2 separate regions of the Mus musculus genome follow, and region 2 is linked to region 1. Evidence: chromatin loops called from intact Hi-C (ENCODE). Cell type or tissue: left cerebral cortex. All regions are shown on one strand.

What was found. Hi-C counts contacts between places; a loop is a spot of excess contacts. Peaks named below come from ENCODE experiments on the same cell type or tissue, not always from the same donor. Only the 100,000 strongest peaks of a DNase experiment are listed, where the experiment ranks them.
Region 2: a loop joins it to region 1, with 2.9 times the contacts of the local background. A loop is called at or near these places in 3 of 42 quality-filtered maps.

The regions. Positions count from the first base shown.
Region 1 is chr17:34,832,002-34,840,001 of GRCm38, forward strand. It overlaps Stk19 (serine/threonine kinase 19), which reads right to left and starts at 4,902. Exons shown (of 7, transcript NM_019442.3): 1 at 4,776-4,902; 2 at 4,429-4,565; 3 at 445-540; 4 at 12-151. The coding sequence starts at 4,875. Dxo (decapping exoribonuclease) reads left to right here and starts at 5,018. Exons shown (of 7, transcript NM_001163770.1): 1 at 5,018-5,215; 2 at 5,392-5,753; 3 at 5,900-6,135; 4 at 6,225-6,444; 5 at 6,547-6,682; 6 at 6,812-6,906; 7 at 6,986-7,185. The coding sequence starts at 5,398. The coding sequence ends at 7,136. Skiv2l (superkiller viralicidic activity 2-like (S. cerevisiae)) reads right to left here. Exons shown (of 28, transcript NM_021337.2): 26 at 7,996-8,000; 27 at 7,690-7,830; 28 at 7,225-7,604. The coding sequence ends at 7,404. In left cerebral cortex, no CTCF peak of the experiment used is centred here; DNase peaks (open chromatin) are centred at 4,037, 4,951, 5,602 and 5,874; H3K4me3 peaks cover 2,811 bases; H3K27ac peaks cover 2,017 bases.
Region 2 is chr17:34,980,576-34,988,575 of GRCm38, forward strand. It overlaps Lsm2 (LSM2 homolog, U6 small nuclear RNA and mRNA degradation associated), which reads left to right and starts at 1,279. Exons shown (of 5, transcript NM_001110101.2): 1 at 1,279-1,510; 2 at 2,045-2,112; 3 at 4,534-4,564; 4 at 4,674-4,733; 5 at 4,842-5,316. The coding sequence starts at 1,508. The coding sequence ends at 4,967. In left cerebral cortex, CTCF peaks have their summits at 224 (motif pointing left), 1,564 and 3,866 (motif pointing left); DNase peaks (open chromatin) are centred at 238, 1,334 and 3,854; H3K4me3 peaks cover 1,863 bases; H3K27ac peaks cover 1,566 bases.

The DNA.
Region 1 (8,000 bases):
CCACATCTCACGTGATCTCCGGGTCCCTGAAGCCATAAGTCTGTGTCATCTGATCCTGCTGGAAACTGAGGTCCCCACAGGCTGGGAGCACTGAGGCCAGGAACTTCTGCACCGCCCCAGCACATGGTCGGCCATCACAGGCCTTGAGGACCTAGAACCAGAGTTGATGTCGGTAACCAGCATGAGCCCATCCCCCACCATGGCTCTCTATCTCTGACCCCACCCCCAATCCTGGGTCCTTCTACTGCCCTTTTTCCCTGCTTCCTTCTTCCCTCTCCCACTCTTCCTTCCTTCCTCCCCATCTTACTAATTACCAGAACTCTGTGCCCTCTATGGGTTATGTGGGTTAGACATAATGTCAGTTATTTCTATGCCCAGCTTCCCTCCTGAGACCACCACACTGGTGTACTCCCCACCCCCACCCCTCCCTCCTCTCTCACAGACCCGGGTCCTGTAGTCTTCCGTGAAGACAATCCCATGAGCATCCAAGTCAAAGCCTAGCTGGATAATTCGGATCTCTCCCAGCTCTTGAAGCTCCTTCTGTCTCCACAGAGATGAGAGGGGAAAGAGAAAGACAGGGTAAGACAAGCAGCCATGTTCTGAGCTCTGGGGCAGAGAGTCTGATTTCGGGGAGGGGGGATGGGGAGGGAGGATTAGGACATTTACCACGAAGACACTCAGGTGACCATCAAGCAGCTGCTTCCAACCAGTCACCTACTCACCTTATGAGCTGCTAATAATCAATATACATATTTTCTAACATCAGACTTATCAGTCACTACAATTAAACAGTGATGCAGGTCGTGCCTTTAATCACTGCACTTGTGAGGCAGAAGTAGCCTGGTGTGGTCTACTGTCTAGCCAGAGCTACACATCGAGAGCTTGTTTCAAAAGGACAAGACAAATAGTGATAAAGACAGATCCTACCCCCGAAGACTCATCAGTCTAGATGTTGGGTGGAGGTGTGTGAGAAGCACTGGATAAAATACTTAAATAAAAATGGAGCTGGCCATGATGGCACATGCCTGTACTCCGTACTGGATAGGGGAAGGCAGAACTTGTGAGTCTGTGGCCAGCCTAGGCTATGAGATCCTGCCTAAATGCCAGGCAAGCAAACAAGAAGTAAACAAAAACAACAAACCCAAATAAACAAACCATCCAGGACTTCTGTGGGCAGCAACACAACAGAAGCCAGAGTGGATAAAGACACCTCACCAATCTTTCGACCTCAGCTCAGGCCCCGGGACAAACACGCGCTGTGGCATGTCTACATGCTCACACACACATAAAACACATATCTGTCTGGAAAAAAAATCTTTTTAAGGGATTAGAGAGATGGCTTAGCAGTTAAGAGACTGGCTGCTCTTCCAGAGGATGCTGGTTCGATTCCTGGCAACAACGTGACAGCTCACAACTGTCTGTAACTCCAGTTTCAGGAGATCTGACCCTGTTCTGACCTCTAGAGGCACAGGGCACGCATGTGGTGTGCGGACACACATGTAAGCAGAACATCCATACACAGAAACAATGGGTCTTTTAAAAGTTTTTAATTGTTTAAGTAGCGGGCATGCTGGCTTCCACCTTTAATTCCAGCACTCAGGAGACAGACAGAGGCAAGCAGATCTCTGAGTTCAAGGGCAGTTTGGTCTACAGAGTGAAATTCCAGGGCAGCCAGAGATACAAAATGAAGAGGCCCTGGTTCAAAACAATAACACTGAAAAGCTCACAGGATCACAAGAACTACCAGACAGATATATTAAAGCAAGCAAAGACTCTGGGAGAAGGGAAACAGGGAGGGGGCATTTGCTGATCTGAGCAAATCTGCCCAGCACATGGCCAAAAATAAAGGGCTCACAGGAAGTAAAGCTCAGAAGACATGCAGCCCGGGCTGCACCTTTAATCCCACCAGGACAGCCACCAGGAGGAAAAAACTCCTCCCCAGGGAAGAGCAGAGGGTGTGGACACATCACAACACTTTGGACTGTTTTATTTAGCTTTTTGAGACAGGGTTCCTCTGTCTCCCACACCAGCCTCTAACTAGTAGGATCCCTCGGCCTCAGCCTTCTGAGTCCCAGAGTTACCTATCTGAGACGCAATGCCTGGCTAATAACAATTTATTTATTAGGCATTTTAGAAACAACGAAGAGGTGTTTTAAGGTTCTTGACATGGGTAAATGATAAATGATGGTAAAGACACTGATTCATAACTGGTCACTCCACGCTGTAAGCTCTCCCACTACACCTTAGCAAGATGTACGACTACATGAAGTTCAAACGACTTAAAATAATGCTGCTAATGCTGACGTGTTAAAAAAAAAAACAAGATGAGAAACTACTGGTAGGAAATTCTAAAAAGACATAGCAGGCTTAGGGCTGGTGGGATGTTTCAGTGGGTCAGGTGGCCTGCTGCTGAGCCCCAGGGCTTGAGTCAGCCCCTGAGATCCACGTGATGGGAGGAGGGAATTCAACCACACAATACCCTCTGACTTCTACACACACATGGTGGCATGTACACATGAACTTGCACATGCACACATATAATTTGGAAATAGAACATTAATAGGTAGCCCAAGCTGGCCTTAAGCTCACAGAGATCTGTCTGCCTTTACCTCTAGAGCAATGGGATTAAAGCCATATGGCAGTACACATGGCCAAAAATAATAATCAAATTTAAAATAATCATAAAAAAGATATAGGCTTAAATATGTCCCAGTCAGTCACCGTGGTGCATAGCTTTAATCTCAGCGCTCAGGAGGCAGAGGTAGGTGGGTCTCTATGAGTTCAAGGGTAGCCTGGTCTACAGACTGAGTTCCAGGTCATCTAGTGCTGCATAATAAGACCCATAAAAAGAAAAAAAAAAAAAAAAGTCCCAGTAGAGAATTTAAAACTGAGAAATGAAGACAATAAACTAAGACTTCAATGAGTGTGAAATACTTTAGTACAGCTGAATAAAAGACTATCGATCTGGGGTGGGAGCAATGCTCGGTGGCAGAGTAATTCCTGCTCTTGCAGAGCTCCCACATTCAGTTCCTAGCTCCCACATCTGGTGGCTCACAACCACCTGTAACTTGTACCTCCCCAGCTCCAGGGATCAAGTGCCATCTTCTGGCATCTGAGAGTGCAAACCCACATGTACACACACCCATGCTCACAAGCACATAGCCACAAGCAAATGAAATTAAGCTTTCTGAACAGATTATTAATCTAAGATGAAACTAAACAGTACAATTATAAAAGAAAGCCCAAAACTATTGAACATGGAAGTGTCTGAAGGGGTTCAAAGAGAAGATGTCTATGTAATTTCAGTGCCAGAAGAAAGCAATGAGAGAGGACAAGAGAAATTTCTTAGAGCTGGTGACAGGGCTGAGGAGGTGACTCTGCTGTCAAGTCTGCTGACCCAAGTTCAATCCTCCCCTCTCCAAAGAAAGAAGAGACTCCCTCTAGTTAACCTTCTGACTACTGTAAACCCCAGCATTAGGGAGATGAAAGCAGGAGAATATCAAGTTTAAGGCAGTCTGGGCTACAAATTAAGACCTTGTCTTAAAACAAAACTTGTGCAACTCTGAAAGCTTTTTGTTTAAAGAAAAAAAAAAAAACAGTTATAGAAAAGGAAGCACAGGGGCCATGGCCTGAGGAGGAGGTCAGAAGTCACCTGCAGGAATCAAGGTCAGAAACTCTGTAACAATATAAGGACAAAGCTAAGCAAGAAGGATCTGTGACAGCCTCTAAGGAGGAACTGCCCTAGTTAAAAGGAGCCCAGAGAGGTATGTAGCAGCAGAGAGCCGTTCACAGTGTTCTGACCTTCAACTCAGGCAGAGGTCTGAGAGTTCCTATAAAACAGAGACTGAAATCTGCCCACTGTGGATTTTTTTTGTGTGAAGAGACATGGCCCTGGCTTTCAATCGCCTTCTAAACTTGGCCACGAGGTTACATCACTCCTCTAGTCTCCCTAAGTATCTCATTTAGCCCCTATGCCTTGTGCACCACAGCCTAGAATGATCTGCAGCGTCATAGCCCACTGTCTCATACATCTATAATCTGCAACTCAGTGTACGCACATCAGGCAAGCAGCTACTCGGTGCCTCCCTCCTCTAGTCAATCCCCTAATCACTAACTGATCACTTGGGAAATCTGGGAATTAACACTAGACTCATCTCTCTCCTTCAGTCAATCTCTCTCACCGGTGACCTTCAGTACACCTTTGTCCGCGCTCACTAACCTTCTCTAACAGCCATCACCTGTCAGATGTGACATCTGCCTGCAGTTCCAAACCCCTGGGATTTGCTCTGCATTTGCCTTGGCCTAACGCCTGCTGACGGACGACTGAGTGTCTGAGCGACAGGGACTTGGCGAGTGCCCTCGAGGCTGCGGGTCGGAGGGCCGGGGCTGGTGGGGGGGGGACACGCCAAAGGTCTCCAAGGTGCTCACCAGTTGTAGGTCGGCCACCGTCCGGTCTGGCACCAGACTGTACACTTGGCTCCTCAGCGCGATGGGCGGCAGCGCATCCTCGAACAGCCCCCGGGGAAACAGCTTCACGAGCTCCTCGATGGCCTCGCGCGCCGAGCCTGTGGTGGAGCAAGCGCGTGGTCAGGTCCGGGTGGAGAGCGAGGGTGGAGACAGCGCGGAGGTTCGGACGCCCCAGCCCTCAGAGTCGCTGCCCAGCGCCTGGGTTGCCATGGTTACTACCCTAGGTCCTCCTCCTCCTCCTCCTCCTCCCCCCCCTCCTCCAAGGGTGGATACCCTCGGGCTTTCCGCGCCCAGGTTGCCATGGTTACCTGCTCTTGTTCTTAAAGGATCCGCTCTCACGGGCCCCGGCGCCCGCCTCCGCTTCACCCCAAAAGCCTCAGACGCCAGGAGCCGTCTCTTGCGATTCATAACCCGGATTTCAGGATTCCGGGAAAGGAGTCCCGAAGACCGCGTCTTCCGGCACAGAATAATGACGACGGGCCCTCTGGCTGGTCGTCTGAGTTTGATGACGAAGGCAGCCTCACTTCCGTCGCCCGCACCGCTGCTGATTGGCTCCCGACCAGAGCGCTCACTGGGGCGCGCCGAGGCGCGAGTGGCCCGCCTGGGTTCCCGCTCCGGTGCAGACGGACCTCGCCCACTCCGACGCTGAGGGCGGATGAGAGCGTCATCAGAAACAGCAACTCCGTGTTTGCATCCTTCTCCGGCTTCTGACGTGCGGCCCTGACGCCGTAGCCTCGAGGAGGTGGAGGTCGGTCAGGGTGGGGAGCTTTGAGGTAACCAAGTCTTAGCTTCAACCCCCAAACTCCTCAAGCTCGCCGCGTTCGTTGGTCCGTGGGTGGGAACGAGGCGCCCGGCTCCTGACACGCAGAGCCCAAACCTGGAAGCTCACTCGCTCCTTATCCACTGGAAACGCTTTCCTCGCAGGACCTCATGGAACCCAGAGGGACTAAGAGAAAAGCGGAGAAGACAGAGGTGGAAAAGCCTTTGCACAAACTCCCCCGGGCAGTCCCTTTACTGCGGACACAGCCCTCTCTGTACTCGGGACCCTTCCCGTTCTACCGGCGTCCATCCGAACTGGGCTGCTTCTCCCTGGACGCACAACGCCAGTACCATGGAGATGCCCGAGCCCTCCGCTACTACAGCCCCCCTCCCATCAACGGCCCAGGCCCGGACTTTGACCTCAGAGATGGATACCCTGACCGATACCAGCCCCGGGACGAGGAAGTCCAAGAGAGGTTGGACCATTTGCTGCGCTGGGTCCTGGAACACCGGAACCAGCTGGAGGGGTGAGCCCGGTGCAACGCAGAAGCTGACCTGGTGACCCGGCTTTCTCTTCTGAAGTTGGGAAAGCCAAATGGTCTTTAGTGGGGACTTTGAGTCAACAGAAGTAAAACTCGAGTCAGACCATAAACCCCGCATTCTTCCCTCCCAGGGGTCCCGGCTGGCTGGCAGGGGCCACGGTGACATGGAGAGGGCACCTGACAAAATTGCTGACCACGCCGTATGAGCGGCAGGAGGGCTGGCAGCTGGCAGCCTCCCGGTTCCAAGGGACACTGTACCTAAGTGAGGTGGAGACCCCGGCTGCTCGGGCCCAGAGGCTTGCACGGCCACCCCTCCTCCGGGAGCTCATGTACATGGGCTACAAATTTGAGCAGTACATGTGCGCAGGTGAGAGTCGTCGCAGCCGTGCGGTCCCTCTCCCCTTCCACAGAGGTCGAGATCCCCTTCCTCTGCTGCTGCCTTCTCTTCTTGTGCAGACAAACCCGGAGGCTCCCCAGACCCCTCTGGGGAAGTTAACACCAACGTGGCCTACTGCTCTGTGCTACGCAGCCGCCTGGGAAACCACCCTCTCCTGTTCTCCGGGGAGGTAGACTGCCTGAACCCCCAGGCTCCTTGCACACAGCCTCCCTCCTGCTACGTGGAGCTCAAGACATCCAAGGAGATGCACAGCCCTGGCCAGTGGAGGAGCTTTTACAGGTTCTGGCCGGGGCCGGGACTGACGGGGGGGGGGGTTGGGGGGGGGTTGGGGGGGGTTGGGGGGGGTGGAGGGTCCTGCTGACCCTTTGCCTCTCCCGTCAGACACAAGTTGCTGAAATGGTGGGCTCAGTCGTTCCTCCCGGGGGTCCCACATGTTGTTGCCGGCTTCCGGAACCCAGAAGGTTTCGTCTGTTCCTTAAAGACCTTTCCTACCATGGAGATGTTTGAAAATGTCAGGGTAAGGCAGGTGTCAGAGTGGCCATCTGTTTCCCCACCCCCTGTACCAAGTCCTCAGACCCAGTGCCCCTTTGCCACCTGCCTTTTCCTCTTTCCACCCCCAGTCTTCTGCCTCTTGTGCCCCCTCCAGAATGACCGAGAAGGCTGGAATCCCTCTGTGTGCATGAACTTCTGTGCTGCCTTCCTTAGCTTTGCCCAGAGCACAGTAGTCCAGGACGATCCCAGGTAAGGCCTTCATGTTTGTGCACTGCCTCTGGATCCCGGCTCAATCTCTGGCTTCACCCCACACCTCTGTCTTCCACAGGCTTGTCCACCTCTTCTCCTGGGAACCTGGTGGCCCTGTCACTGTGTCTGTCCATCGTGACGCACCCTATGCCTTCCTGCCCTCATGGTATGTGGAGACTATGACCCAAGACCTCCCACCACTCTCAAAGACTCCCTCTCCCAAGGACTGAGGACAAGTCTGGGCTCCGTGCAGATAATAAAGGCGTGTTTCTAAGTGGGTCTCTTGCTGTGTCTGAATGGAGTCACCTCTGTTCCAAGTTACCATACTCCAAGCACTCTGGTTTGCTCTTTATTTATATTTTTGGGTTTTTAGGGGGTTTTTTTTGTTTGTTTTTAGTTTTTTCAAAACATGGTTGGCATCAAACTCAAAGAGATTTATCTGCCCCTTCGCTGCTACTACAACCCAGCTTATTGTTACATTTCTATCCACACATCCTTTACTGGGTGTAGAGGCTGGCTGCGAAGACGATGTCCCGCCGTAACAAGGTGGCTGCCGTCTCCATCTTGGCACCCAGCACAGGCTCACCCACCAAACGTGCTGCTCCTCGAAGCGAGCGACACATCTCAGCCAGACGCTGGATGCAGCGGACGACCAAGCCCTCAGGGGTCCCTGAGAGCCCTGCCAACTCGGAGAAGGGCTATGGGAAGAGCAGAGTGAAGACTAAATGTGCCAGGTCTTGCATGGCTTCTCCCAACCAGCCAACTGCCAAACCCGGCACTTACCATACCCCTAGCCCACTCATACACAACCTCTACCAGCCCAAAATTCAGCTCTCCCACAAACTCCTCCACTGTCTGGTTCAGGCCACAGGCCACCTGAACCTCGCCAATCCGCTTGGCCACAGCTTTGACTCGTTCTACCCCCTGCAGAGGAGGAAGGAAGGGTTAAGACCTCCAGCATCAGGACCAGGGAGGCCCCTATTGAGGAGGAGATCAGACACACTGTGGGAGGCCTTTACCAAGACTGAGAAGAGGGTGGAGGGGTGGGGGTGGCAATGTATAATCCAGGAGAGGGGTGATGGCCCCTACCTGTT
Region 2 (8,000 bases), 150 kb after region 1:
ACAGAATAGAAAGTGTTTCCCTATTTATCCAGACATGATATCCACAGAAGATACAACCTAGCAACTTCCCACTTAATGTAATTATTTAAAAAAAAAAAAACAATAGGGCTGGAGAGATGGCTCAGCAGTTAAGAGCACTGACTGCTCTTCCAGAGGTCCTAAGTTCAATTTCCAGCAAGCACAGAGTGGCTCACAATCATCTGTAGTGGGATCTGATGCCCTCTTCTGGATGTCTGAAGAAAGCCACAGCATACTTACATAAAACAAGTCAATCGAAATAACAACAAAGCCCTTTCATCTCAGACCATCTCTTTCTTCTCTGGAACTTGCCTACTGAGGCTTTTCTAGTTTTTTGTTTTTTTTTTAAATCAGTCAGCTCTTGTGAACTCCTTCACAACCAGCATGTTACAAGCCTGGTAATGCTGTTCCCAGAACATCCAAAGTAGTATCTGTCGGTGATCTAGTTGAAAATATTTCAGTAATGCAGGGATGGATCAGCAGTTACAAGCATCTGTTGCTCTTCCAGAACACCCAGATTTGATTGCCAGCACCCACAAGGAGGCTCACCATTGTAACTCCAGGCCCAGGGCATTTGAAGCCCTCTCTTCTACCAGGAACTCATGTAGTACAGACATAACATACAGGCAAAAACTGTCAAACACACACAAAAAAAGCTAAGATAAAGTAAAATATTTCTGTCACTGAGTTCCAGTCAGTTTAGTCCTTTACAGACGAGTCCTATGCCAAATTATATATATATATATAACATTAGAGCTGGGATGTTGTTCATTTGCTTTGCTTAGAATGTGTCCGCTCTGGGTCAACTTTGCACCCCAAAAGACTGAAATTGAGAGAAACTTACTTACTGGGAACCTTTGATAAGAATCAGGATTTGTGTTCCGGTTTCTCTCTCACACTCACACACACCATAACCAGTGTGTATTGGTGTATATTTTATTCTCTGACACAGGGTCTTGCTATAATAGCTTTAGTTGACCTCTAAACCAGAATCCTCCCGTCTCAACTCCAGGATTCCAGTTGGGCACGAACGCTGTCCAGCTCTTAGCAACATTTTAAATTTTACTAAAGAATACGCAAGTCATAATTTTCTCAATCTTCCCAATAATTCCCCATAGAAAACGTAGACTACGAGCTAATCACGCGGCAGAGAGAAAAGTCTCAACAACCATCAGAAAAAGAGACGAACTACGTCCAACGCGCAGCTGCCACGGCCCACGCATGCGCTTGTGAGAAAGCGGCTGCTCGGGAGGAAGTGGGGGGGACAGGAAGTTCCGCCCCTCTACCGGTTTGGCGGTCCTCTCGGCTCTGCCCTACCCCGCTCCCTTTGAGCCTGAATTCAGCCGAGGTTTTCGCGGCTCCCCGTGCGCCTGCGTGATCCAGTCTTGCTTCACGCGCGGGCTCGCGCTCCGGCTCCCGCCCTGCCTCCGGCTCGCAGTCCCCGGCGCCTTCCTTCGCGGTCCAGGCCGCCCCGCGTGGCGCCAGCACCATGGTGGGTACCGTGACGTCAAAAGGGAGCGCCGCCGCTCGCGGCGGGCGGTTCGAACCGTGCGGGCGTGGGTGCGGGCACTCGTGTCGGTCGCTTGGGGCGGCAGCCAGGCCCCAGGGTTTTCCGTACAGCCTTACTGCCCACACCCCAGTGTGAGGAGGCTGCTCGGAGCCGATGGTGTTTTGGGGGAAACCTTTAGCAAGTCCAAGAGAAAGCCCACGGGCGCCGGGGGAGAACGGGAAGCGAGCCTTGCACTTCTGTGCTGTTGACGAGGACTTTGTGAGGGTGCGGTTGGGAAGCGGTCTCAGCTGGGAGGTGGTCGACTCAGAGAGTGGGTTCTAGCGTCGAGGGGTGCAACGCAGGTCCTGTCACTCCGTGGCTCCGTGAACTGCAGAGTCCCGTTTAACGGATTGTTGTTGGTTATGAAGTTTTGAGAACTACTAGGAGGGGCTACAAAGACTAGTATTTCAAAATACTGTCACGGGCTCCTCCTCCCCGTCCCTTTTCATGTGATAGTTCCTCCCTCTTTTCCAATAGCTCTTCTACTCCTTTTTCAAGTCTCTTGTGGGCAAGGATGTAGTCGTGGAACTCAAGAATGACCTGAGGTAGGTCCTTATTTTAGCGAGTTGGTGGAAGGTGGGGGTGCCGGGTGTCCTGATCCTTTTTGTCGTTGTTGTTGACAAAGTTACTTCAGAGTAGGTAGGCAAAACACAGAAGAAATACCTTTCGTCTTAAGTGTAAAAGATTAGTTTAAGAGTGAGCCTGGTATTGTGACACATGCTTGTAATCCCAACACTGAACGCAGAGGTGTGAGTTCAAGGACAGCTTGGTCTACATATGTCCAGGGCCATCCGGAGTTACACAGTGAGATACAGTTAAGTAACATGTATGTGTAGTCCTGGCTGTCCTGGAACACACAGATCCACATGCCTCTGTCTCCTGAGTGCTAGGATTTGCCTGGCTGTATCATTTGCTCTTAACGATTCAGGAGTTGGGGTAAATGCTTAAATGCTGTACCACTGGAAATATGTTTATGGGTTCTTGTCACATCCGTTAAGGTCTACTTGGTTCCTAATAGTGCTTCGAAAATTATAGTTTCATTGAAGCCGGGTTTTGTTTGCTTTTGTTTTCTTTCATGTACTGGGCATGCTCAACAAGTGAACTTCATATGCAGCCCTCATGTTTCTCTTTAAAATAACTTTTTTTTTTTTTTCCAGACAGGGTTTTTCTGTATAGCCCTGGCTGTCTTGGAACTCACTCTGTAGACCAGGCTGGCCTCGAACTCAGAAATCCGCCTGCCTCTGTCTCCCGAGTGCTGGGATTAAAGGCGTGTGCCACCACCGCCCAGCAAAATAACTTTATTTGTAGACTCTTGAAACCTTTGAACACACATCAGTGGTTGACCAGCAGGATGGTTCTGACCAGTGTGGCCAAGTTAGAAGCTGGCCCAGACTGAGGTGCAGACTAAGACCTTTCATAGTCTAAAAGTCAAATCACACGAATGGTCTACAGAGCTGTGGGGATTCATAGGATGTAGAGAGTGAGGAAGTAAAACTCAGGATCTGAGGTGGTTAAAGTTGGTTACACAGAGGGTAAATATAATATAAGGTGGGGCATGTAAGGTGGTATGGGAGCACTGGCCTTGATAACCTTGCTTAGGGGCTAGAGGGCTGGAGAACTGAGAAGACTTGACTTGTATCTTCATTATTAAAGATAAGTTGGGGGGGATAACATTTGAAATGTAAATAAAGAAAATATCCAATTTTTTAAAAAAGAAGAAGAAGCCGGGTGTGGTGGCGCAGGCCATTAATCCCAGCACTCGGGCTACACAGAGAAACCCTGTCTCGAAAAAAAACAAAAACAAAAAAAAACCAAACAAACAAACAAAAAACTCATACGAGAAAAAAAAGAGTGTAGCAAAAATAATAAAGAGTAATTCCAGCTACCAGTATGTGTACATAGGTCTGTGACTCCAAAGCAGTAAATGTTTACAAATAACAGTTAGGGAAGCTGCAGAGATTGCTCAGTGCTTTAAAAAGAGCTTGCTGGGGGCTGGAGAAATGGCTCAGAGATTTTAAGAGCACTGACTGCTCTTCCGAAGGTCCTGAGTTCAAATCCCAGCAACCACATGGTAGCTCACAACCATCTGTAAAGAGAGCGGACATCAGACGCCCTCTTCTGTAGTGTCTGAAGACAGCTACAGTGTACTTAGATATAATAATAAATAAATCTTTAAAACAAAACAAAACTTGTTGCTCTCCCTGAAAAATAAGAGTTCAGTTTCCAGCAACTACATTAGGTGATTCACACCTACCTAGAACTCTGGCTGCAAGTGATCTGATGCCCTCTTCTGGTCTCTGTGGGTAACTACATGCACATACACACAAATAATAAAAATCAATATTTTAAAAATAATAGTTGATGCTTCTGGGAGTCATGCAGATCTGGGCTGACCTTCAGTTTATTGGTTGTAAGTTTTGTTACCTTCCATGACCTCTCTCATATCCTGGAGGATGATAATACTTTGAAAGATGATTAGCTAAGTGGTGTTGATAGCAGTGCATCCCTTAAACCTTTAATCCAGCACTCAGGAGGTAGAGGCAGAAACAGGTGTGAGTTTGAGGCCAGCCTTATCTACATAGCTAGTTCTAGGTCCTCACAGAGAAACCCAGTGGGGAATGATCATGAATAGTGGGTCCCAGCTGTAGTTCCACAAGTGGAGGTAGGAGGATTGCCATAGTTTGAGGCCAGCCTGGGCGCAGTGAGATCCTGTCTTTAAAGGGAAATACAAGTAGTAAATGGAATGCAAGCCTGGCCTGCAGTAGTTAAATATTAGCTTCTGATGCATTGGTGTGAGCAAAGACTGAGTCTGGGATGCATTTTCGTTTCTACCTCAGAACTCACAGATGCTGCCTGCAGGCCTCAGGTCCTTAAGTTCCTCCCCGACTTGTCGTTCTAGTTTTGATTTTTCCCTCCACGCTGATTTCAGCATAAACCAATGCTTCTTCCCTCTTTGCCCTTGACAGCATCTGTGGAACCCTCCACTCTGTGGACCAGGTGAGATATACAATAAGGGTCAGTTTGTTCTTGGGGAAGGAAAGCAGCCAGTGAGGGTGGGTTGTTGTATCTTGTCTCTAGGGTTAATGACGATGTTCCTCTTTCTTAGTACCTCAATATCAAACTAACCGACATCAGTGTCACAGACCCTGAGAAATACCCTCACATGGTAAGTTGGGGCTGGGGAGGGGGAGGAGGAGGAAACCTTTAAAGCAAAAGGCCCCTGGGTGGCCGGAGGACACACTTTTAATGGAGGTGCTTTCATATTTGTCTCCAGTTATCAGTCAAGAACTGCTTCATCAGGGGCTCAGTCGTCCGCTATGTGCAGCTGCCAGCAGATGAGGTGGACACACAACTGCTACAGGATGCAGCAAGGAAGGAAGCCCTTCAGCAGAAGCAGTGATGGCACCTCCCCCCTCCCCCTCACTTCCCCATTGGTGACCCAGAACTTGACGTCCTACTGAGGACAAGAACACCCCTGCCCAATACTTAAGGTGTGTTTTGTTTTGTTAATGATTTTTTTTTTTTCTTTTTAACTGAATGGATGAGAGATAATTCCTCTGCTGAGAAGGGAGGGTAAGAGAGCCAGGAACTGCAGAATGGTCCTGGACTGGCTCCCAGTCTGTACCTTTTTCTCATCTTTCCTGGAGATGGGAGCAGCATCCTAAGCCCTTCCGTGGCGACATGTAATACATTTGAGGGATGGAAAGATCTGTCCCGCATCGGGAATAAAACTTATGATGCAAGCTGAATTCCTGGTTTGTCGTCTGCTTTGGGCAGGGAGTTGAGAAAGGATGTTGAATTCACTGACACTCCAGCACCCTACATTCCTCCTCCTCCCATCTCCAACCAAGATTCCAACCTGATTTACCAGCATGATGTACTTCTGCCCTAAAGCTTGTAGTCGGGTAAATTAAGGTGCCAGTGCCAACTCTTAAACATCCAGCCTTTCCTCCAGCCCACCACCCACCAAAGGTAATGGAAGAGAAAGCTCTTAGGATGTGGGGGAAGTAGATTGGTTTAGCAATAGGTGAGCTCAATCTTTATCAGCAGTTCAGTCCTGTAGCAAATACCAAATATGAAACTGCAGCTGCAGATGGTTCTTTCGGACAGGCAGACCCCACACATAAACCAGCAGCTGTAGTCCAGTCCTCTTAGCTAGCATGAACTAGCAGTTGTAGTTCAATCCTGAAGAAGCCACCCGGCTTGCCAGAAGACGTTGAGCCACTGAAGCAGCAAAAAGCTACAGGAACCTCACGAGCAGTTCTTGGGTGAGTTTCTCTCAATGGCAGCATTACTGCAAGTGGAGCTCAACAACGCTATGCAAGGTGAACCAGGTCACAGGTGTCATTAGCAAAGAATAGCAAGGCAGAGCAAACCAAACCAGTTCTCATGCTCCCCGTTTGTAGGGTAATATTTACACTCGTTTATCATGCGCTCTTTTATGTGTCTGCTATAGCAAGACATTCTTTCACCTGTGTGCCCCAGGAAAACATCATTTGACATAATCGACTTTCCAAAGAAACTAGAAGTTTCTACTTCAGCCACTTTAGAAGCAAACTCCCAATTAGAGGTTCTTCAGTGTCCACCATCTTCTTAAACTTTTTTTTTTTTAAGATTATTATATGTGAGTACACTAGCTGTCTTCTTGCTGGAATTTGAACTCAGGACCTTCAGAAGAGCAGTCAGTGCTCTTAACCGCTGAGCCATCTCTCTAGCCCCAACCACCATCTTCTTAGAGGTAGTATTGGGGTGCTGGCAGGAGCTCTGGCATGAAAAGCCTTATGTTATTAAAACATCTTAAGAGCGGGGCGTGGTGGCACACGCCTTTAATCCCAGCACTCAGGAGGCAGAGGCAGGCAGATTTCTGAGTTCGAGGCCAGCCTGGTCTACAAAGTGAGTTCCAGGACAGCCAGGGCTATACAGAAAAACCCTGTCTCGAAACGCCCCCCCCCCCCAAAATCTTAAATACCATAATCTAGATCTCAAGACTATATATAGCATATCTGAATAGGCAAACATTGCTTGTTTCTAGCTATTTACTATCTACTTAACTTTGAAAACATCTACAGAAGGCTAAATAACTCTTATTTCTGTAATTAGCTAAACTAATATCTGCCATGACCACAATTTGATTAATTACTAACTTGCATTTCTTAATTATCCTAAACAGTTTGTAATATAGTATCATTTAAGGATTTTAGAACTTTAGATTTTTAAATGAGTTGCTGTGGTGCAATACTCTAAACTAGTTGAAACATATACAATATGATAAAACAAAAATATAATCTTGAATGCATATCAGTATACAAAAATATACTCATGGGAAAATATTTGGCTTATTGATGTTCATTAATATAAAAGTAGATTTGGGTTGGAGAGATGGCTCAGTGGTTAAGAGCACTGAGTACTCTTCCAGAGGTTCTGAGTTCAAATCCCAGCAACCACATGGTGGCTCACAACCATCTGTAATGAGATCTAATGACCTCTTCTGGTGTGTTTGAAGACAGCTACAGTGTACTTACATATTATAATAAATCTTAAAAAAAAAAAAAAGAGAAGTAGATTCAATAATCTACCCTTTTATCCTATCATCTCTATATTCCCCTTTTTCTTTTCACCACCTCTCCTCTCCCTTCCCACTAATACTAGATAGGAGAGAAAGGAGGAAAGAAAGAGATCCCTGAATCTAATTTTACTGGGTTTCCTGGTTGACTAAGACCATTAACAGCGTGTGACCCATCCCCCTTAAACAATGACAAATATCCATCACCCAGCAAATGAGCAAAACCCACCCATCCCACCTCTTAGGAATGGCGGCATTGTTCTCTTAAAATACTTCCTGAGGGCAACAGCATTTTTTGAGGACCTTAAGAAAATTGAGATATTGGTCAAGTCCTGGGAGAGCTAGCTAGTTGTATCATTTGTGGTCCAGTCCTTGTGATGGGAAAGAGCAAGGCTTAATTGAAGTCCTGGCTGGAACAGCCTGTGGGACTGGAGCATCTTAGCAAGGCATGTTGAAGTTGTCCTGGATACAGATTTTTGAGGAAATAATTCCTGAGGCTGTGAAGCTGGATCACCAGGGCTACTTGTCTGGTCTTTTTGATCTGAAAACACACAAAGTGTGTATAACTACAGAATCAGCCTTTTTAGACTTAAAGCAATCACCTATTGAAATCCCGAATATGTGTCTATGGTCTGGAACATATACTCTAATTTTTTAAACTCTGGAAAAATGAAACATACTCATTTGCCAAATTTCTTTGGGGGGGGGGTTCCCTTTGGAATTTGGAGTTTGGTTTTCCAAGAACAAATGGGACATTGTATCATTTTCTTGGCTTGTTGCCAAGTGATAGAAGCCTCTTTCTTTAAACCTTTGCTGTTAGCATGGAGATTATTTTTGTTTTTTGAGACAGTGTTTCTCTGTATAGCCTTG